Linked DNA regions of Homo sapiens: all the other regions are linked to region 1. A link is a loop called in an ENCODE intact Hi-C map of the cell type or tissue named here. Cell type or tissue: endothelial cell of umbilical vein. All regions are shown on one strand.

Region 1 (8,000 bases):
AACAGCATTTTTACATACATTGATTTTTTTTAATTGATTCTCCAAGCATAGCTACATTTTTAAAAAAGAAAAAAAAAATGACTCACACACCCTGGATTCCTTTGATTGTTGAACCACTTTTCTAATATAAACAGAAGCAGTGAGTAACACTCTAAATGGTATACAGCAATGTTGTTCTACAAAATGAAGATTAATACCAAAATAACCTTTCAGTTACCTTATATATTTGAATTTCAATTCTGTCAAATAATCAAAACTTTTTCCTTTCATTGTAATATGTATATAATCCTTAAAATGTACTTGCATTTTAGTTTTATGTCTAGAAAAATCTCTATAAATGGATGTCATTAGAAAAGCTCATACGCTGTGATATGCCCATGCCCACAAAAGCAGCCTTATTTCTTTTCACCCCTTAATCCATTTGTCCTCCAGCAAAACCAACAATCTCCCAGGAAGATTTCCTTGAGACTTCTGCTCCAAACTGGTTTAGACACCTGACCTCTAACTCTCAGTGATATCTCATGCCTACCTCTTTTACTTCCACATTTTATCATAATTATCTGTTTATCTGTTCATCTGTGGAAACTCAAAAGTTGAACAAACAAGTGATTTAAAAGTTGGCCAATTATTAAAAAGTCAAAAAACAATAGATGTTGGCATGGATGTGGTGAAAAAGGAAAACTTATACACTACTGGTGGGAATGTAAATTAGTATAACCTCTATGGAAACAGTATGGGGATTTCTCAAAGAACTCAAAGTAGATCTACCATTTGATCCAGCGATCCCACTACTGGTTATCTACCCAAAGGAAAAGAAACCATTATATCAAAAAGACACCTGTACACGTATTTTATCATAGCACAATTCATAATTGCAAAGATATGGAGCCAAACTAAGTGTCCATCAACCGATGACAACATAAAGAAAATGTGGTATATAGACACCCTGGAATACTACTCAGCCATAAAAAAGAATGCAATGTTGTCTTTTGCAGCAACCTGGATGGAGCTGGAGGACATTATTCTAAGTGAAGTAATTCAGGTATGGAAAACCAAATACCATATGTTCTCACTTATAAGTGGGAGCTGAAATATGGGTTCACAAAGGCATACAGAGTGGTATGATGGATGTTGGAGACTGAGAAGAGGGGGGGATGTGAGGGATAAAAAACTACATATTGGGCACAATGTACACTTCTCGTGTGATGGGTGAACTAAAATCTCAGACTTCATCACTATACAATTCATCCATGTAACCAAAAACCACTTGTACCTCTAAAGGTATTGAAACTAAAAACAAAATTTTAAAGATGGCAAACTCCTAAAAGTGAAATTATCATGTAATACTTATAAGATAATCAAAGGAATTAAGTGACGATGATGTTTTAATAAACACGATGTCCTGCTGGGAAGAACGTGGAGAGTGTTATTGCTTCTCTGAAGGATTTTGCCTTTTTTTTTTTAATTAAGTAAATTCTATACCCATTTTTTCCAGAATTTTTTTTTTTAGTTTTACTTTAAGTCAATGATATGAATTAGATAGAATTCTAAGTAAATGCTATACCCATTTTTTCCAGAATGGTTTTTGTTTAGTTTTACTTTAAGTCAATGACATGAATTAGATAAAATTCTCAAGCTTTCATTAAGACTTTAAGAGGCTACCACCTGCCTCCATGGCATTTAGCATTTCACAGACTTCCTTGCATTACCGTAACAAAATGTTCTCATGAGGAAGCAGCTAGTGCTGATTTATATTCTCTACCCTTTCTTTAAAATTGAGACCCCATATGATACTCTTCACTGACCCCAGATCTTCTTGCACTAGTCCTTGTGAGAATGCCCAGCATATTCAGTATCTTGAGCTGAAAAAAGAAAAATCTCTACAAACTTGCTTGGTTAAGAGAGTGTAGGCCCTTGGAGAGTAGAGCCCAAGAAAGTAGAACATATCTGATAATCTTTCTCAGTGCTAGAGTTCCCTCCTTTCTTTTTCCACCATAAGCCCTCATTTCAGCAGATCCAAAAAAAAAAAAAGATTTTTGGAATCACAGGCCTCCTTCCATTATAACCATCATCAGCTTTGATATTACCAGATACTTCCTCTAGTATTTTATTAAAAAATACTGAGTCTCTGTGATATCTCTTATTTCATGACAACGTAGTTTGCAATTTGCCTAGTCTCACACCTGGGAAGAAGCAAGGGCATTTTATTGTATCAGAGCAAACATTCATGTAAAAAGCAGGAGAAAAAAGACCTTTCACTTTTAACCATGAACAAGTTCTCACCCTCCCTGTGCATCTAGTTTTCAGGTGAAGATGAGTTGACCGAAGTGCATGTGGCTGATCCAGCTGTTGCACCCTCCATCCAGTATAACTTTTGTGCCGTTGCCTTTGGTGCAACCCCTTGACATGAAACCACAGTTCTTCCAATAAGCAGAGTGAATGTGAACACATGTTGGCAGAACTGTGCCATTTACAAAGGAAGTGGTGAGATATTACTGAGGAAAAGCTAGACAATGCTGCACCAGCAATCTGATCCCGCTCATTCTTTCTCCAAAATGTAGTTTCCAACTCTGCAGGAGTAGTGGCTGTGAAATACATGGGAAAGAGTTTGAAAAGTATGTATCCCACATTTCACAGCACTTTCCAGGATTTTACATTTCAGTATAGACAAAAGTAAGTGTATAATGCTTGTAAATAAAATTTACAAACCAAACAGAATTTTGCCAAACAAGAAAGTTGTTTCCCTTACAACAGCCCAACTTGTGATTTCATTAACAAAACTGATATGTTAGTTCAAATCAAATATCTCATATCATTAAACCATCCACAAGCAAATTTGTTTTACATTAACAGTTGAGTAACCCTGCAGAGAGTGCAAGTTCAGGGGAACAGAAAGTGAAAATATAGTCTTACCAGCATGATTTAAATTAATTAAACAAGCATTAGTACCTTCAAGCAGTTACACACTATTACTTTAAGTCTTTGGTGGGGAAAGCTATGATTTACATGTTCAATCATTTTAATACTTTCTATGAACCAGATGTTACAGTAGCTTTGTTAGCTGATGCCATAAACAAAAGATACAGTTGAAAACACATGCTATAATAATTAAAATGTTATTATGCTGACACCATCTTTCTTCTAGGATCTTGTAACATCTGTATTGACTGTGATAAGCATTGATTATCTGGAATGATGTAAAATATTTGGGGAGTTAATAACAATCAGGAATTCAGTACATGCTAAGACAGCAAAGATAAATCACAGGAAATACAGATCAAAGCAGGTTTGTGAATAAGCTTGTTTTTATAGTTAATGACTCACTATAAAGTACATATACACATTTCTTTTCTCCAATGAGATGCACAAGGAAATGCCATAAAGAAACATCCCGTCCTGTGTAGCATTTCTGTACATCTGTCGAATTTCCATATGTAGAGAGGAGGATGTCAACACACAGCACTACAAAGACTGAATTGATCCAATCCATCAAGTACTTAACATGCACTTTTAAAATCATTAAAAAGTTCTTTGAATTATTAAGACCTATTTCAAAAGAAAAAAAAAAGCCCACAACTTATAAATCTTGCATTTCCTGGGAGGTTAATTTAAGGATGCTAGGGTCAGCAGTTATCCAGTTCTAGCAAAGATTCTGAAATTTCCCTTCAAATATGGCCTGATAGTGAGTCATTTTCTTTTTTTCTTTTTTTAAAGAAAATCTCACCCAGCATCACCAAGTGGATGCCTTACCCTCTTTGAGAACCTTATTTGAAGAATAAATTGCTCAAGGCACTAAACTGGGGCTCTTTTCAGTTTATCAAAATAGACACAGAAATAACTGACAGTCTGTGATCTATTTCTCACGTATATACATATAGGTGCACAGAAGCTTTGTATAATATAGAGTAAACCCTTCAACGTAATCTAAAAGCTCATCACCATCAGCCTCCCACCTTCTCTCTAGCCTCACCTATCACCACTGACTATCTTTCCCAGCTACTTCCAATCTCCTTCCTGCTGCACTTCACCATAGCCCTTATAACCACAACATACTTCCCTCTCCTGCCTGCCTATTTAACTGCCCCTGGGTCCATTCCCAACATGATTTAGTCTTCATATCCCCTGGAAAGTCTTGTGTGATGCCCTCCACTTTGGGTCAAGTGCATTTTTAAGGTGTGCTCCCACAGAACCTTATACTTACATCTTCCAAAATATTTATCACATTGTATCAAAATGGCCATTTGTCTCGTCTGTTTCCCCACAAGTCTATGAGGTCTTTGAAAGCAGGGGCCACATTTTATACATCTTTGTATTTTCAGGAAAAGTATACAGCATCTACTAAATACATGCTCAGTGAATGGAAAAATAAGTCAATGCCACATTCACCCACATCGTATAATTTGACTCTGAGAAAGATCCTATCAGAGATGTCTTACATCCAGAATACAATGAGGAATTATTCTAAGCATGTTCTAGGGATGCAGAGTATCCTAGACTGGTTCCAACACTTTAGAGAGGATTTGGATCCTGTGAGTTCTCAGAACAAAATGAGAAGAAGCCAAGAGGAAAACTAAAATCCGTCTAGATTTGTACCCTAGAACAAACCTAAATAGGTAGTCAATATGATAACCAATATTTTCCAAATAACATAAACTAGTAAAATGCTTCCCAAACCTGGCTGATTCCACTCCTGAGTGGTTACTGTAGAGATGGGGATTGGAGGGAGAGGACAGAAAAAAGGGAGTAGAGGAGGGTGGGGGAAGACACATGTCCATGGTAAGACAGATAATAGAATGTCCATAGCTGCTTTATTTATAATAGCCAAACATTGGAAACATCTCAAGTGCTCCTCAACAGGTAAATAGCTAAACATTTTGTGGTATATTTATAAAATTAAATACTATTCAGCAATCAAAAGAAAGAAACTACTGATGCACACTACATGGGCAAATCTCAAAAACATGATGCTGGGTGAAAGAAGCCTTACTCAAGAGTACATATTGTGTGATTTTATTTCTATGCAGATCAGAATAGGCAAAACTATGGTAAAAAAAGAAAATTAGAATGGTAATTGCCTATTCTGGAATGGGCCACAAGGACACTTTCTGGGGTGATGATAATGTCCTATATCTACATGGATATAATCTGTGTAATCTGTAAGTTACACAGGTATATGTGTATCTATACATAAACACACATATATATTTGTCAAAATGTACCAAATGGCACACTTAAGATTTGTACTTTCCACTGTGTGTAATTTTTGCCTTAAAAAAATCACAAATAATTCTTGAGTTCTAACTAATGATATACCTGCTGAAATGTTTAGGAGTGAAGTGTATTGAGGTGTTTAACTTATTTTTAAATGTATCAAAGACGGGACTGATGGATGGATAAAAGAATGGAAAGATGAAAAGATATGTGATAAACTAAACGTAGCAAAATGTTAGTTGTAGCCTCTAGGTGGCCAGTATATGAGTGTTCCTTGTAATGATTCTTTCAACTTTGTTGTATTTGAAAATTTTTTATGACAAAATAGTAAGGGTAGAGTATATATTCTAATCCTTCATCCCAAATTACTCGGGGGCAGGGAACCGAGGTACAATCATGTTATTTATCTACATTGTGTTAAGCTTTCCAAGTGACTTTGTATTCAGCAATCAGCTACAGGTTGATGCAATTAATATTTAGGACGTACTGGAATTTGTCCCAATTTAATAATGTTGTGAGAACCCACATCCCAACACACAATTTTTTCTCTCACCTATCACAAATTAATGCCTGAAATTCCACCAATCTAGATTCACTTCACGAGGGAGAAGTAAATAAGCCAGTAAATCAATAATTAACCCACAGTGAGAAAATAAGGTAATGGAGCCTTTCCAACTGGGCGTTACCTGAATATGCATTTTCATGAAAGCTAAGGCAGGCCAAGAACAGAAAACTGAGGGGAAAATGTCTTCTCAGAGAGAATAAGAACATCTGAAAGTGCCCTTGACAATCTTGCCTCCTCTCAGCTGTGCCTGAGAAGTACCATACAGTAAAATAACCAAAACACAGCAATTGATTGAGATACTGAAGAAAAGCTTTTTTGCCCTTTTGGGCCTCAATTACTTTAGCTGTAAAACACAATCTTTCCTGTTATCCATAATGGTTACAAGATAGGATTGACGGATGAAATACAGGATGCCTAGTTAAATTTGAATTTTGGATAAACTGCATATATTTAGTATATCTATGTTTCCATTATTGTATGGTACATACTCACACTAAAATATATATATATATATATATAATTTACCCAACATTCAGGTTTAACTGCGTATTTTGTTTCATTATTGTTTTATATTTGTTTTTCTGTCTGTTGCTAAATCTGGCAACTCTATTCCAAGGGGACGTGAATATTAGAACTTCAGCTCAGATTCAATGCTATTTTGACGAAAAATTCCTTATGACTGAGAAACCAAAGTGACTCATTTTGAAAAGTGTAAGTATTATGTGTAAAAAGGTTTTAAGTGCATGATGCAAACGGAACTTTTTTTTTTTTTTTGAGATGGTGTCTTGCTTTGTTGCCCAGGCTGGAGTGCAGTGGTGCAATCTTGGCTCACTGCAACTTCTGCCTCCTGGGTTCAAGCGATTCTCCTGCCTCAGCCTGTCAAGTAGCTGGGACTACAGGTGCCTGCCACAATGCCCAGCTAATTTTTTTTTTTTTTTTTTTTTTTTTTAGTAGAGATGGGTTTTCACCATATTGGCCAGGCTGATCTCGAACTCCTGACCTTGTGATCCACCCGCCTTGGACTCCCAAAGTGCTGGGAATACAGGCGTGAGCCACCGCGCCCGGCCACAAATGGAGTTTTCAAACTGTAAGCCATTCAGATGAGGCATCCTTGTTTGCAGTAAGACCAATGTCTGATTCTGCAGAGGCTCTGTAATTCACCACTGTGCCCAGCTGAAAAGGAATGGTGGATGCTTCTATGACCTTTATGAAGATAAATAAGGAAAGAAATGCCACAAGATATGTGAATCAATGCAACTGTCTCCATGTGTAAAATGTTGCACATGGTTGGGGTGAGAATGGGGAAGGATTCTTGGCTTGGATGAATACATCTACTTCATACAAATTGAAGAATTGTTTTAACCGTGTTCAGCTCCAACCGAATGCCTCCACCTCAACTTAATGCAAGCATGGGATGTTTCTTACTCATCTGAAGTCAGAGTAGGTTCAAATAACAGACATTAAATCCCCACCCTGGAATCTGGAAGAGGTCACTGGGGCTAACTGAATACTCCATTGTTTTATTTTAAAATTCTGTGTGAAATGGCCACCGATAAAAAATGAGTTTTTCCTTAAAATGCTGACTGAATCTGTTTTGCAGGAAAAGGAATAGGCAGCAGACACAGTTGAAATGTCTCTGCTTGGGCATTCAGCTTCAGAGTGGAGAAGCTGAATATTTCATATTTAAAAGTTGAAATTAAACTTCCAACATCAGGTATCATATTTTAGAAGCCACTAGGGTAAGAGTCAGTCCCAGAAGAGCCTTGTTTATTATTGTTTATTCTCATAAACATAGATCATTTTGAAGGAAATGTGAAAGAGCTGAAAGTAATAAGAAGTTGCTGCCAGATAAAAGCTGACCTTCAGAGTCTACACAAGCAGTTTCTTCCAGGTTTCTTGTAACATGCAGCTCCTTTACATGGTGGGTGAAAATTTTGAGTTAGGAATGTGTTACGTTTTGCACAAGCTTTTGAAATCTTAACTAAACACTAACTGAGGTCACCCCTAAAGAAACAAAAGTGTTTACCTAAATGCAATCTCACCTTCATATACACATCACACATTTGATTTCATATTTTCTACACACATTTTAAATTCATTTGCTCTTTCTTTATACCATAATGTCTTTTCTTATGCTATTTTAGTTTCTCAACTATTGTTTATTCCACCCATTCAGCATGGTACATTTAAGCTTTTTATTTTTTTTAAAGACTATGCATTAACT
Region 2 (8,000 bases), 53 kb before region 1:
CATCGTTAATAATAATGTACTGTATTCTTAAAAATTGCTGAGACAGTAGATTTTTTTAAGCATTCTCACCATAAAATAAATAATAAGCATGTGAGGTTACATATGTTAATTAGCTTAATTTAACCATCCCACAATGAATACATATTTTAAAATGTCGTGTTGTATATCATAAATACACACTATTTTTATTTGTCAACTTAAAAAATAATTTTTCAAAGACTTATAAAGTAATAATATGAAGGCAGTGTGATATTAGAGCAAGGATAGCCAAAAAAAAAAAAAAAATGAAACAGACAAGAGAAACCAGAGACAGACTAACACATATGCTATAGCTGCTTAATTTATTATAAAATTAGCATTGCAGAGCAGCATGGAAAGAACGATGTCTTCAATTCATGGTGCTGGGTCAATTAGGTATTCTTATGGAAAACAATTAAAACTTGACAGCTAACTTAACAGCTAATCATATATTTTTAAAAAGTGATTTCAAATGGATTCCAGACATGAATATGAAGGGCAAAACATATATAAAACGAAATGTAGAATATTTTCAAGATGTTAGAGCAGAGAAATATTTATTTTAAATAGAACACAAAAATACCAGTATTAAAGAAAATTTAATAAATGACACCAATTAAATAAAGAACATTTATTCATTTAAAAAAAAACAGTAAAAGAGTGTAAAAACATGCCACAAAGTTGGAGAAGGTATTTATAACATGAATAACTTTTAAAAGTTCCTATCCAGAATATTTAAACAAATTTTATAAATTAATAAGAAAATAACAGACAACCTAATAGAAAAATTCTCCCCTCAAACCTCCACCAAAAAAAAAAAAAAAAACCCCTTGTCAGGTACTGCTCAAAAGAAAAAATATCCTACTGGTCAATTGACATGAAAACTTCAAAACTGATCACTGATTTGAGACTTAAAACAACAATAAGATAATACTACAGGTCCACCAGAATGGCTAAAATTAAAATGGCTGACAATACCAAGAGTTGAAGTAGAAGATACAGAGCAATAATTAATCTCATACTTTGTTTGTGGTACTTTGAAAACCAGCTTGGTTTTATTGAAAATATACTTACTTTATAATCAACAATTCCATTCCTAGCAGATTCCCTAAAATAAGAGTTAGCAAACTAAAGCCCTCAAGTCAAATCCAGTCTACAACCTGTTTTAGTAAATAAAGTTTTATTGGAACAGCCTTGCCTATTCCCTTAGGTATGGGTGCTTCTTCACAAATTTGGGTAGTTGTAACAAAAAAAGCCATAGGACCTGCAAAGTCTAAAATATTTACTCTCTGGGGCCCTCTACAGAAAAAGCTTGCCAACCCATGCCCTAAAGAAATGCATGTGCATATATATGCAACAGAAGATTGAGCAAACATGTCACTCAACATTTTTCTTAATAGCCCCAAACTAGAAGCAACTCCAGCATCCACTATCCAAGAGTAGAATGGATAAATAAATCGTGGGATACTCATGTAAATATTAGAATACTATACAGCAATAATAATGTACAAACTTCAGTTATTACTAACAATATATATGAGTAAATCACATAACAAAATTTAAACACAAAATAATTCATACTTTATGAGTCCATTTATAAAAAGTCCAAAGGCAGGTAACACTGAATCAGTTGTTGTTTTGTTTTGTCTATCCTTGCTCTAATACCACACTGCCTTCCTATGATTACTTTATAAGGCTTTGAAAAATTATTTTTACATTGACAAAAATGGCATATATTTATGGTATACATGACATTTTAAAATAAGTATTCATTGTGGGATGGTTAAATCAAACTAATTAACATATATATCAGTATTTAGGCATCCTCATTTAGTTGGCAAAGAAAAGCAAATAAGCAAGTACTATAAAAGTTGGAATCACTGGTTTCCTTTAGTGGAAAGGAATGTATTGGGATTAGGAAGGAACACGCAGGGAGCTTTAGAATGCTGGCAACTTTCTGATAATTGTTTGTTTTATAATTGTTTCAGCTGTTTACTTATAATATGTATTCTATACTGTTATGCAATTTTCAGAGGAAAATAAGGTTAAAAAAAAAGTGTGGAGACTTAATAAGCACTGTTCGGTGGGTGCCACTTGTCATTTATGAGCTTTACTCTGGAGTGATTTGCTGGTCCATTTTGGAGACACCCTGTTACGTAGGATCTTTAGGTCTTTCCTCTGGGGCTGCTCTGGTTCTCCAGCAAAGACTCTTCCAACCTCCTGCCTGAGGGGTGACACCTGGACTACTAGAATTCTGGGAGTTGAAAATGAACAGTTACCCAGCAGCAAAGGGCAGAAAAAGGCATCTTCGAATCTACTTCTTAAACAGTGTTCAGTAAATTCTTACTTTAGCTCTCTACGCCCTGTTATTTCCACCTTATACCCAGCACTGAGCATTTCTGAGCCTTTTGGGAATTCTACCTGTAACTGGGTCTGAGCTTCCATATTTTGAGTAAGATTTGGCTTCCTCTGGTGTAAGTCAGTTGTCCCTCATCTGTTTGCTTTGTAACATTCACACAGACTCTGCCTACTCTCATCCCTCCATCTTGTTGGTTATATTTTTTACAAATCTCTTTATTGTATTTTTCACTGAGGTTTCAAAAGAAATAAAATTAGATGCATGTATTCAATCTACCATCTTTCCACAGATGGAGTTTGATTTCTTAATCTCTAAAATGAACATCAAGGGCAATCAGGCAGGAGAAAGAAATAAAGGGTATTCAATTAGGAAAAGAGGAAGTCAAATTGTCCCTGTTTGCAGACGACATGATTGTATATTTAGAAAACCCCATTGTCTCAGCCCAAAATCTCCTTAAGCTGATAAGCAACTTCAGCGAAGTCTCAGGATACAAAATCAATGTGCAAAAATCACAAGCATTCCTATACACCAATAACAGACAAACAGAGAGCCAAATCATGAGTGAACTCCCATTCACAATTGCTTCAAAGAGAATAAAATACCTAGGAATCCAACTTACAAGGGATGTGAAGGACCTCTTCAAGGAGAACTACAAACCACTGCTCAATGAAATAAAAGAGGACACAAACAAATGGAAGAACATTCCATGCTCATGGATAGGAAGAATCAATACCGTGAAAATGGCCATACTGCCCAAGGTAATTTATAGATTCAATGCCATCCCCATCAAGCTACCAATGACTTTCTTCACAGAATTGGAAAAAACTACTTTAAAGTTCATATGGAACCGAAAAAGAGCCCGCATTGCTAAGACAATCCTAAGCCAAAAGAACAAAGCTGGAGGCATCATGCTACCTGACTTCAAACTATACTACAAGGCTACAGTAACCAAAACAGCATGGTACTGGTACCAAAACAGAGATCTAGACCAATGGAACAAAACAGAGCCCTCAGAAATAATACCACACATCTACAAGTATCTGATCTTTGACAAACCTGACAAAAACAAGAAATGGGGAAAGGATTCCCTATCTAATAAATGGTGCTGGGAAAACTGGCTAGCCATATGTAGAAAGCTGAAGCTGGATCCCTTCCTTACACCTTATACAAATATTAATTCGAGATGGATTAAAGACTTAAATGTTAGACCTAAAATCATAAAAACCCTAGAAGAAAACCTAGGCAATACCATTCAGGACATAGGCAAGGGCAAGGGCTTCATGTCTAAAACACCAAAAGCAATGGCAACAAAAGCCAAAATTGACAAATAGGATCTAATTAAACTAAAGAGCTTCTGCACAGCAAAAGAAACTACCATCAGAGTGAACAGGCAACCTACAGAATGGGAGAAAATTTTTGCAATTTACTCATCTGACAAAGGGCTAATATCCAGAATCTACAAAGAACTCAAACAAATTTACAAGAAAAAAACAAACAACCCCATCAACAAGTAGGCAAAGGATATGAACAGACACTTCTCAAAAGAAGACATTTATGTAGCCAACAGACACATGAAAAAATGCTCATCATCACTGGCCATCAGAGAAATGCAAATCAAAACCACAATGAGATACCATCTCACACCAGTTAGAATGGCGATCATTAAAAAGTCAGGAAACAACAGGTGCTGGAGAGGATGTGGAGAAATAGGAACACGTTTACACTGTTGGTGGGACTGTAAACTAGTTCAACCACTGTGGAAGATAGTGTGGTGATTCCTCAAGGATCTAGAACTAGAAATACCATTTGACCCAGCCAACCCATTACTTGGTATATACCCAAAGGATTATAAATCATGCTACTATAAAGGCACATGCACATGTATATTTATTGCAGTACTATTCACAATAGCAAAGACTTGAAACCAACCCAAATGTCCATCAATGATAGACTGGATTAAGAAATTGTGGCACATATACACCATGGAATACTATGCAGCCATAAAAAATGATGAGTTCATGTCCTTTGTAGGGACATGGATGAAGCTGGAAACCATCATTCTCAGCAAACTATCGGAAGGACAAAAAAAAACCAAACACCACATGTTCACACTTATAGGTGGGAATTGAACAATGAGAACACTTGGACATAGGAAGGGGAACATCACATACCAGGGCCTGTTGTGGGGCGGGGGGATGGGAGAGGGAAAGCATTAGGAGATATACCTAATGTAAATGACGAGTTAATGGGTGCAGCACACCAACATGGCACATGTATACATATGTAACAAACCTGCACATTGTGCACATGTACCCTAGAACTTAAAGTATAATAAAAAAAAAAGGAAAAAAAAAAGAACACCTGGAACTCTTAAACAAAACAAACGAAAAAAATGCATGTCCATGAGTAATCAGTAAAACATTCAGCAGGTTGTGTGAGCCAAAGGCCAAATTACTTTTTAAAAATAGTGCTTTGTTTCTGTAATGTGAGGCTGGTATTTCTAATTACCAAATCACCTACTATTATTAATAGAAAATATTTGAGATACATATACCTCACCTAATGCTCCCTGGAAAATCTGCTTACATGGTTAGGGCTAGTGAAAACAAGGGATTCTGAATGTAAAAGATCATGTAATCGGATTTAATTGCTCTCTGTTGGTGCAAACCAATTTAGGATAAACTGGGAATTCATAAACAAAAATTAATATAACATTGCCAATTTTGAGTGACTAATGTGGACCAAGTCCTTTACAAAGGCACCACTATGAGATATTTATCATGATAACGATTTTGGAGATGAGAAAATAGAGACTTAATGTGACTTCCTCAGAGTCATATTTCTCTAAGGAAGTTACTAAAATTTCATTCCTTATGTATATAATTTGAAAGCTTCTTTTTTTTACTACTATAGCATGAATAAAGTATACAAATATTTAAAAAAATAAATAATAAATAAAATGAACATCAAAATAACTATCTTGTGTGGTTGGCATAACTATTAAAAGTGATTTATGTATGTAAAGCAAACAGTTTCTTTCCTGTGGCTGTTAAAATAGAAGGTCTTAAATACAGATAAAACCACACCATCTATACATACACACCACACACACATACACACATACACACACCCTCACATCCTCCTCCTTCCCAGGAAGATCATGTAAATTAAATCAAAGGTAGAATTCAGATGTGGATTATTCAGATATGAAGCTTACTCTAAGGGTGGGCATTCTTAGTCCATGATGAGAAAATATAATTGACTACAGGAACCCTGAGGATATTTAGATAAGCAGCATCAAACTTTCTCTTAAAAGATACTATTAAAACAGGACACACATTCATAATCAGTTGTGTATCTGGGGAGATATTTGGATTTGAATAGGACGATATTAGTAAGCATTAATAGAACGTGCTCTATTGCCTGACTTGTAAAATCTAGTCGTAAAAGAAGATCACAGTTTCCTGTTAATTAGGACCACCTACAGTGTTGGAAACCTTTTTGGATGATCAAAGAGGTGGCATACTTAACCCAGGAGATGTTGACAAGCTCTTCAGCTAGTTAGCATAACGTAACTTTCAACTAAGTGCTTGATGTACAAGCTCTTTTATGCTCTGCCATAGTTTGGGTTTAATAGTTTGTGAAGTGATATTCCTTGCATAAACAAACGACAGTTACATGGAAATTTCATTTGTACTAGTGCCTTGTCCCTGTGTCAATTAATTTTCAATATACTTTTGTAATATTTCTTTCAATTATAAGAATGATAAAATAAGATTATAAGAATGATAAAATAAGATATTAAGAAGGTTACTTTCATTTTTGAGTCTGCAACACAATATATAAAGATCTTGAAGGGGACGGGCTCAGATTACATAGGAAATCATCTATTTCCCCCTTGCCCACTCACAACAACTGAAATAGTGGTCCTTAATGTTAAACTTCAGGGAATTGAGAAAAATGTCTTCTTAGTAAGGGGCCTCAGATCAATGACTTCCTGAGCTTGAAAGAAATTTTTTTAAAGCCTCTGGTCTATATAAATAGGAAGCATAATAGAAAGATCATTTCCTTTGGATCAGATAAACATGAGCTCGAATCCCCACTCCATCACTTATATATCTGCATGTTTTGAGAGATTTTACTACATCCCTGTGTGTGTACAAATATGGTTCATAATACCAACTTCCAGGGTTGTGTGGAGGCAAAAAGAAGAAAATGCCCATAACGACCCAACACATTCGGGCCCTTAAGAATTTGTAGCTCCTACTAATAAACAGGTGCTCAATCTGCATTCTTTTTTTCGCTTAAACTAAAAACAAAATTTCTTATCAAGGAAAGTGTCGGTGTATTGGTAGAAAAAGAAATACAGTATCTGAAATAAATTTATATATGGTATCCTTAAAATGATTCCCCTTCCTTCAACCTACTAACATCTATTAGTCAATTAAACTCATTTTACTAACAAACATCTATTGAGCACTTAGGTGCCTAACTCAGCTCAAGAAGCTGGAGCTGTGCTTGGAGACCCTTGAACATCCCTTACTCAGCAGATCGAAGGGGCTTTCTGGACACTTTCTTCGTGGCGATGCGTCCTTTTTCCACTTCCATAGGGAATTGGTATCTGTCATTTTCCATACCCATGAGGTAATTTACAGCAAGAGAAGGGAGCGAGAGTATATTTTCTCCTTACATTTTGCACTATATTGTGAGAATGTTTTGATTTCTTGTTGCTCTGTCATTTCTCTGCTGGAGTATAGTGAATGGGCCAAATGAAGAAGTAAAAGGGTAGAGTGGATAACGAAACTGCAGATCATTTTGGTTACTAAAAAGGGGACAAGGCACCCCAAAGAGAGAAGCACTGATCAGGTGGTGTTCATGAAACGTCTTCCCTGCCTCCTCAGCCCTGCCTGCCCCACTCTGCCCTGCTTCTGCAGTTCAGGGACCAGAGGTTAAGGTGTGCGGAGGAGTTTGTCAGGAAATGAGGCCGGAGGAGCAGGCTCCGGCCAGACTGGGGAGATTAGCCTTCATCCTCTGGCATCAGAGAGCCAGCAGAGGTCTTTAAGAAGGGAAGGCATGTGATCAGATCAGCTTTTCAGGATGATAACTCTTTATTGTGGAAAATGGACTGTGGAGGGAGAGACGTGTTAAGAGAACCAATTAGGAGGCTGTTGCATTATTGGGCTTTCTTTTACAATAACTATATGTTATTCTGTAAAGTGTCTCTAAGGACCACAAAGTGTTGTAACTTTTAATGTTTATTTAATATTCAACACAATTTTACTCCTAAGTATTTTCCTTCACTCCTCATTAGTATATGTTTAAATGCTATCCTAATAAAAAAATTCAACATAAACTTTAAGATATTTATGGTGCTCTCAACTATTCTAAAGTAATTAAATGAATAAAATATGCATGTTTACTTTGCATATGTTAGGGAAGTCTTGATTTTGAATTTAAAAACTATATAAACACTTGTTTCCTTCCTGTTCCATTGTATAATTTATTTTCCAACATAAAACTAATATCATAGGTTTAGATATTGACTAGGACCTTTATTAAGTTGTACAGTATCAAATTATCTTACACTAGTTATCTTCATTGATAGCATTCTATAACCAGTTTA
Region 3 (8,000 bases), 260 kb after region 1:
CGGTAGGTGTATTTATGGGTCAGTGCAGACCACCGCTGGCGCCGGCGTTTAGACCACACAGACCCGGTTCCACCTACTTACATCTCAACTGCTTTCCCTTCCCGCAGCCACTTGGCTGTCTTCATATTGTGGCCTCGGGAACCCAGAACCATTCTCAAATAACCCATCTTAGACACCGCAAACTCGGGTTCCTCCTCCCACAGCTTCCTTTCGGAGAGGGCTTTCTGGGGGACGCCCAGACCCGTCCAAGGTCACTGAGCTAGCGGGTCCCCGGCTTCAACAGGGGTCCCTTGCCCAGCAGAATTGAAGGGTCAAAGGACCAGAGTGAGTGCTCAGAGGGAGGAGGGAGTTCTGAGGGAGAAGAAAGGGTGCACTTGGAGGGCAGTAATGAGCTTGACGCTGGAAGCCTGGTGCCGCCGCCCCTGCCTCTGCCTCTTGGATGGAGACCCAGCTGCTTCCTTAAATCCCTTGCAGAGCTACCTGAGGAAGGTTTGTGTGCCCTCGGGTCTCTGGCAAGAATCAATTCCAGTGGAAGATTCCTTGCCTTGTCCACTGCTGGCGGGGATCTTGACATCCTTCCAGGGGATCTGAAATAGGGCTGCCCCCAGGGAGCGTTTCCCATCGTCGAGTTAAAGGCCTGGAGCGCCGAGGGCTTAGGCTTCTGAGCTAGGAGTTCCCTTGGTTCTTAGGAAAGGTCGTTTTCTCTCGCTCGAGACTTTCTGCTCTTTCAGTCCCCCTCCATTTCGCTGCTACGCTTAGGTTTTGGCCTGGACTAGACTTTCAAAGCAAAGGAAAGGGCTTCCCTCCGTGATACAAGCTCCTGCGTTAATTTTTTAAAGCATGGATTTTTAAAACCCAGTCCCCAGCCACCGTTCCCTCCCGCACCCCTCCCATTTTGTGAGGATTTTTCTTTCCTGGAAAGTCCACCTGTGGAGAGATAAATGAGTGCCAGCTGGCCTTTTGCCACCACCACTCTCCATCTTTCGGGGATGTGGTGGGAGGGTAGACTGGCATGGACCAAGAAGTCGCTAGTGTGGCCTAAGCAAGTCCCTTCTGGCCCTGGCAGCTGGCGTTATGAGCATGGTCACAAAGCTTGTCTCACTAGGTCAGCCTCAGCCTCAGGTTCAGCCTCAAGCCAAGGCAGGGTTTCTTGATACACTACAATTTCAAGGTCCTGTCAGACCCTCTTTCAACTTCTTTCAACTCTCCTAACTTCCCCCGGCTTCACCAAGCAGAGGTGAAATCACCACCACACACTAGGGGTTGGAGGTTTCCTCTTAGGACCAAGCGTTTGGAGTCCTGCATCCTTGCCATGCTAGGGTCTGGGAAAGGTGCTGTATCATAAGTGCACCCATAAATTCTTCGCATTGCTGTGGGAGGAGGTTCTTCTTAATTAAGGCTTTGAAATAAACTGATTTTCAAAGTTCACGAGCAAAGCAGGGCAACCACTGCAGTGAGCCCTGAAACTGACTCCCTTTCTTTATTTTCTTAGTTCTCAGTGATACTTAAAACAACTAGGAATACTGAAATGTAGTGACAGTGATACTTGATACTATCACAAAAATTGGAGCTTTTGGCAACTTCAGCCCACTTCTCCATACAAACTAATGGACAGGCCTTCATAAGTTTAAATGTTTCCACGAAACCTGAAGTTGCTACTAAAGCTGAAGTCTAAATAACTTTGATCCTGAATATATATTGAAGAGCAAAATGACAAATCAATTAAGAGTCAGTAGTACCTGAATTGCCAGGTGTGGGTGGGTGATGAACAACCCATTTTATGTACATTATGCACTGCAAAGATTGGAATAATTTCCAAGTCACCAAATACCGGATTGGGCAGTTTCAATGTGTAATCTCTATACCATTCAAATAGAATAAACTTAGATCTTTTGAGATTCAAATTCACCCCCTTGTGGGTGGACTCTGATAATTACTTCGTTGCACAGCAGATTCTAAATATGAGGCATTTCGCATGCAGTCAGGAGGCTGGAAAGAATGTTTTTCATCTTGTTGGGAGGAGATCTGAAAACTTTGAAGATGCGGCTGGGCTGGTGGTCGAAGAGCTTGCGTAACAGATGGTTCTTTAAAACATTTTTTAAATGCTGGGCCTCGGCCTCAAGTGGATGGTCCCATCAGACAACAGAATGAAAAAGTACAGCCTGGACTGATCCTTGTATTCCGTGTGGAAACACAGGTCACTAAAACTGGAAAGTCTGTCGCTTAGATGATCTTGGGCTCCAGTCGAGGGTCTTTTAAAAGTGAACGAAGGGACTAGGGAGCAGACTGGGGAAAGAGGAGTCGCTGCCCCTTCCTCTAATTCTATGAGTGAGCTCTTGGCTTGTGGCCCGCCTCTCATTGAGCTGACCCTCGGCCCCTTCAGGGCGCCGGGGCCCACGTGTCGCCTCTTCAGGGTCTCAGTGCCCTGGGGAGTTGAAGCTGGAGGACCCTTGACCGCAGACCAACTCTGCATGTAAGAACGGTCAGCTAAATTTTCTCCTTTCAATGGTTTAAGTGGGTGTTTAACTCCCTTCATCTCCTCATCCGACACACTAGCAAGGGCACACGCCCACCCGCGCCCCCATCCCTTCTTCTTGCTTCCCCTCAGATCGAGGAAATTGCCGCTCTGGCTGCTTCTCCTTCGCCGCCACGCTCAGACAGAGGTCGCTTCTGACTAGCTGTAAGACCCGGCTGCATTTACATCCCCCCGCCCCGGGCCAGGGTGGGGTGGGAGGGGGTGAGGCGGGGTGAAGAGGTTGGGGCAGGCCGGGGGACTGGAGCCTGAGCCTCATCCTTATTGGCTGGCGGCTAGTGTCCGACCTGAGTCCGGAACCCGCGTCCGCATTCACTGTCTTCACCCCTCAATCCAGCCTTCCCCCAACCCCTGGCCCTACTTACCTCCTTCTCCCCCTCGTCTTCCCCCCTGTCCTTCCCAGCACCGTCACCCTCGGGGCTGGGAAGGGCCGTTCTCGGTCCCGCGCGGGGAGTGGACCAGGCAGGAGAGGGAGGTTGGAACTTCACAACTCCACACTTGCGATAGTGAGCAAGAGAGAGGCAGAGAGAGATAGGGGGAAGGGGCGGAGAGGAGGGGAGAGAGAAGGGAGGCGAGAGAAAGAGGAGAGAGACCCCTGCCGATCCTGAGCCAGAGGGCGGTGGAGGGAGGGGAAGGAGTCGCCCGAGCCGTCCGGGAGCAGTGGCAGCGGCACAGCCGGGGCGGCAATAGCAGCCCCGCGGTCGCCTCCGCTGCCCGCCGGGAGCTCGGCGGTTCACGGCTCCGCGCCCCGGGCAGCTGCGTCCTCGCCACCGCCGCCGCCTGCGCCCTTGCGGAGCCGAACCAGAGGGCCGGGACGCTGTCTTCCTCGCCTCCTTTTTTAACCCTGACCTCCTCCTCGCAGCTTGGGGGCGGCTCCGGAGCTGCGAGACCGGACAGGGCTCAGAGGTCCTGCCCGGCAGCCCCGAGGAGGCGGAGGCACGCTCCGGCGAGGCGAGAGGGTTGGGTTAGCAGGCATCCCGGTCGCCCCTTCCTTCTTTTCGCCGGAGTTGAATCTGTGCTGCCCGTGTCCAGGTGCTGGGCTTCCGGACCGACACGGATCCCCCATCCCCGCCCGCGGTCGCCTTGTCATGCTGCCCAAAGTGGAGACGGAAGCCCTGGGACTGGCTCGATCGCATGGGGAACAGGGCCAGATGCCGGAAAACATGCAAGGTAAGGAGGCGCCGCGCGGCGCTCCGGCTCCCGCTGCTTCCCCACCCCCGGGCTCGCCCTGCAGGCTTCAGCCTCCCGCCCCGCGCGGGCGCGGGAGTAGCCCCGCTGGGCGCTCGCAGCCGCGGGAGTCAAGCCCCCTCCCCAGGTGCAGGCATAAAAGTTTATGGCTCTTGAACAATGCGGGGCAGAGGTTTTTCCAAGCAACGTCTAATTGGCCGCTTCTAATTAAGGAAAGAGAGGCTTCCAGCTCTATGGCAACCCAAGCAGGGCAGCTTCAGGCTAAAGGTACTTTAGAATAATAAGATCATTCTAAGAAATGGAATGTCTCACTGGACACCCGAACAGGTTCTCTGTCATTGGAATTGGTGTGTACTGTACTTCAACCAGTACTCTTGTGTGGAGGGAGGCGACCCAGTCTAGGAAAGTCAACTACAGAAAGAGGTGACCTCCGAAAGGATTGTCTTAGCGCTATTAGAATACATGTGACCACACCAAAAGCCCAGGCGGACACCCGCAGCCAGCTCGGATTTGGACAATTCAACATTGCTGGCAGAACTGAAGGGAACAAGTTACCCCAACCCCATCCCCTGTACGCGTAGTGCTGAGTGAGTTGGGGGTGGGAGGACAGCGGTTCGTTTATTGCCCCCTTTTAAAATCTGAGATCTGAAAATATGGAGGTCCCATTCGTTTTCCCAGCTCTTGATTGCCAACAAAAAAACAAATCCCGCTGGCTACATTTTCTCCTCATTCCAAAATAGCAACCCTATGGCTTGTATTAAGCCCTTCAGAAGTTTATCTCATTTGCTCTGGGCCAGGGAGGGAACAATGCTAGGAAAAGTCACCGGTGCTCTTCCATCCTCGCCCCTTCCAGGGTGCAGGATGTGCGGGCCGGCGGGCCTGTGATCCCGGAACGCTTCCTGCCATCCCCTTGCGCGAACTTGAAAGGACTGGGAGGTGTTGAGAGCAGAGTTCAGGGCTGGTGCACTCTGCGGTGCTGAGTGGGCGGCGCGCCCGGGCGCTCAGGCCGGGGGACCTGTAGTCGCCCTACCGCGGAGGGGAAAATACGTAGCTGGAGGGCGTGCGCCGTGCGGGTTGTGATCCGTTACCCCATCGGTCATCCTGGGGTCTCCCCAAGCCTCTAGGTAGGGCTGTGAGAGTCCCCTAGAGCTGAAGCCCCGGAGGCTGACCTGTGGGTCTGGCTGCTATGGGAACCCGGTTGGTCCAAAGAAGCCTTTCTTCCGGGCACCTGGAATTCCAGTTTAGTGTGGGGCATCGGGGAAGTGGCGCTGGGGGGCTGGGTTGGGGGACCTCAGCCGGCAGCTCCGGAGAGGGCCTACCCTTGGGGTCGCTGGGTGAGGCCGGCACGATTCTTGGCTCCAAAAGGAAAGTTTCTGCTTCTTGTTCTGGCGCGAGAAGCCAAAGACTTATTTTGAGAGCGGAGAGAGAAATGTTATTGGTAACGTTTTCTTTGGAAAGTTCGAGAGGGGTCTTCTGGACACACTACCTAGTGCCCCCAAACCAGAGAAGTAGTTTTTCTTTGGTGCCTGGGCTCAGAAGTCGCCACTCACTCAGCCCATGGTTCGAAATCAGCATGGGAAGCGCCGGGGCAAGGCTTCGTCGGAGACTAGAGGCCTGCCTGTCGGGAGGAGCCCCTGGGGGATGGGGACCCCATTCTCCTGCTTGCTCTGGTTCCCACCTGGGACGCCTCCGTAGGAGCCCAGAAAGACGATCCACTACATGGTCCCGGGACAGAGCAGCGCGCCCAACTTTGAGGGAACTTTGTGCGCCTCTCTGAGGCCCTAGCTTTCCAAGGCACCGCCGTCCGTTCTTCTTTCCCTAGACCGAAACTGGGGAAGAGTGTGGGCGCTTCTTTGCCCCGATGAGTTCGCCTCCCCAAACGCCTACTTCGGCTGCACCAGAGCATCTGGGAAACTCTGAAAGGTGCCCAGGCCTCACACAGCAGCGTCTCCCTACTCAGCCTCTGTCTTTGGGTTTTTTCAAGAGAGTCTCTACCTCATGCCTCGGTCTTTCTTCGATGTCGGGTCCCCGAGGTAGGCACGGAGTCCCTCTGAAAGCAGTTGCCTATCTGTGCCCCTTTGGTGTAAAGTTAGAGTTTACTTTGTTGGGGGAAGGGGAGGTAGAAAAGATCACAGTTGGGAAAGTGCGCTTTTCGCCTTGTTCCTAAAACATGCCTCAAGACTGTCATCGCGATTGTTAGGAGAGCTATCAACGTCTAGGGGCTATAAAGGAATTTCTGAACCCTCGGCCCTTCCCAAACCCCCAGGTTCCTAAAACCCTAGTGGGGGTCTCTTGGGGCTGGGATTCAGGCTGGCACCGCTGGGAGGACCTCGCCTAGCATCCCTTTATTAATATTTCACGAAGGCAGGCTCCTGCCTTCTCTGGAGCCTCTTTTCTCGGAATGTTCCCAAACTCTGGCTAACTCACTCCCCTGTGAGCCATCCTAGGGCTCTGTGGCCCGGGAAGAGACGCGTCAACTCCGCGGGTCTGCGCGCAGTCCTTAGCCGCAAAGTGCTGCAAGTGACCCCCCTGACGGCCCTTTCCGACCGAAGAGCTCGGGAACCAAAGAGAAAAAAAATAACTTTATTTTCAAAAGAACAAGTCATCACTGCGGCGATACTGTGGCGGAGGACTTTGGCGATGGGGTGGGGGCTATTTCTCTTTCCTTTTTGGTAAACAAATCAGAGGAAACTTCTGCCCGGCCGTGGCTTTCCATCCCCCACCTGCCCCACCCCCTGCAAACGCCACTGATTAACTTAAAACAAACTCGGCTGCGTGTTTGTGCGCCGTTGGGTAGCAGGAGGTAGAGCCTAGGCGAGAGCCTGGTGCGCCCACGGGTTTCGCCGAAGAGTGCCCGGGGGAGTGCGGGCAGGGTCCCGGCTGCGCAGACCTGCGGGTGCCCGCCCACCCGCGCCCCGCGCTCCCATACTTGACCTGTGTGGATGTGGAGTCTCCGGGAAATACCGGATCAGGCACTTCCTGGGGTCTCCTGGTCACTGCCCTTCCTGTGCATAGTTTGTCATCTTTTTAGCTGCGAAGACGCCTTCGTGGGTCTGCGTCCGGAGCAAGGCGGTTACCCGATCCCGGCAGTGAGCCGCGCCGCGCGTCGTGGCGGCCTGATTTCTGTTTAACTTTAATAGGGCGATCTCGAGGTGTTTATATTTTGCTATGATGATCGGAAACATGTGAGGTTCATTACAGGGCTTCAATACTTTGAAACCAAAACCCTTCTGTGTGTCTTTTACTCTTCTGGTATTTTTCCCCGTACGGGCGTCCTCTATTTTCTTTTTCCTTCTTTTTATTTTCACAGATTTTCAAACGTAAGGAGATGAAAGTATCCAGAATAGAAAAGTACTGTCAATACGGAACTGAATGTTTCGATTATCTAACAGATCTGAAAGTTGGGAGCCTCAGGCTGTTTAGTTAAAGTGGGCTGCTGCTGAGAAGCGGGTTTCTGGGGCTTCAGTTTCTCTGTCGGACAGAGTTTGCAAATTGGTGCTGCTGTCCCTGTAAGCAAGGTGCACTTGCAGCAAACCACTTCAAGAGGGAGGGAATAAAGCCTGCGCTTGTTTCTCTACCTTAGGCGAAGGTGACATTTTGGAATTTAACTTCATAGGGATTTAAAAGAAATTCTAAACTGTCACCTTATGCAATTCATGTCTCTATTTGTTGCTTTGTGGAGTTATGAGACTTGTGTTTAAAAGCGGTCAGTTTAAAATGTTAACAAAAGAAGTTGGAATTGTTTGTGGCACATGGAATTATATGAGGTCCATGCTTATTGATGACAAAAGATGTTTTACTTGTAAAAATAGTTCAGTAAGACCTTGCTAAAAATTGTTTTTATTTTATATTTTACCATGTGATATTTGCCCAGCAATCACCAAAATGCTTTTTGTTGCAGGATTAACACCTACATGTAAATTAATTGAATATGTGTATACATTTCTCTTTTTGTTTCAGTGTCTCAATTTAAAATGGTGAATTACTCCTATGATGAAGATCTGGAAGAGCTTTGTCCCGTGTGTGGAGATAAAGTGTCTGGGTACCATTATGGGCTCCTCACCTGTGAAAGCTGCAAGGTTTGCTCACACATTGCTACCTGAAAAATATAATGTCCAACACCAAAATAAACCAGTGGATTACTTCTTTTAAGCTAAATTTAGGCTCCTTTTTTAAAGACTCAACTAAAAATGAGGGAGAAAGAGAGAGTCTTAGGGAGATGATTCTTAGAAGTGTGTGTCTGATTTAGTTCAAAAGGCAAAGAAATTTATGCTGTTTA

Evidence for each region. Hi-C counts contacts between places; a loop is a spot of excess contacts. Peaks named below come from ENCODE experiments on the same cell type or tissue, not always from the same donor. Only the 100,000 strongest peaks of a DNase experiment are listed, where the experiment ranks them.
Region 2: it touches region 1 in a loop (5-fold over the local background); 2 of 110 quality-filtered maps call a loop at or near these places.
Region 3: a loop joins it to region 1, with 2.8 times the contacts of the local background. A loop is called at or near these places in 2 of 110 quality-filtered maps.

Annotation. Positions count from the first base shown.
Region 1 is chr1:199,781,033-199,789,032 of GRCh38, forward strand. No RefSeq gene overlaps it. Among named protein-coding and RNA genes, the nearest start is that of NR5A2, 240 kb to the right of the region's middle. In endothelial cell of umbilical vein, no CTCF peak of the experiment used is centred here; DNase peaks (open chromatin) are centred at 139 and 3,309; H3K27ac peaks cover 2,217 bases.
Region 2 is chr1:199,728,501-199,736,500 of GRCh38, forward strand. No RefSeq gene overlaps it. Among named protein-coding and RNA genes, the nearest start is that of NR5A2, 300 kb to the right of the region's middle. In endothelial cell of umbilical vein, no CTCF peak of the experiment used is centred here; a DNase peak (open chromatin) is centred at 4,861; H3K27ac peaks cover 1,030 bases.
Region 3 is chr1:200,036,093-200,044,092 of GRCh38, forward strand. It overlaps NR5A2 (nuclear receptor subfamily 5 group A member 2), which reads left to right. Exons shown (of 8, transcript NM_205860.3): 2 at 3,566-3,703; 3 at 7,682-7,800. Among named protein-coding and RNA genes, the nearest start is that of NR5A2, 12 kb to the left of the region's middle. RefSeq lists enhancers at 1-733, 4,321-5,123. In endothelial cell of umbilical vein, no CTCF peak of the experiment used is centred here; DNase peaks (open chromatin) are centred at 3,029, 3,589, 6,529, 7,189 and 3 weaker places; H3K4me3 peaks cover 4,772 bases; H3K27ac peaks cover 353 bases; H3K27me3 peaks cover 1,282 bases.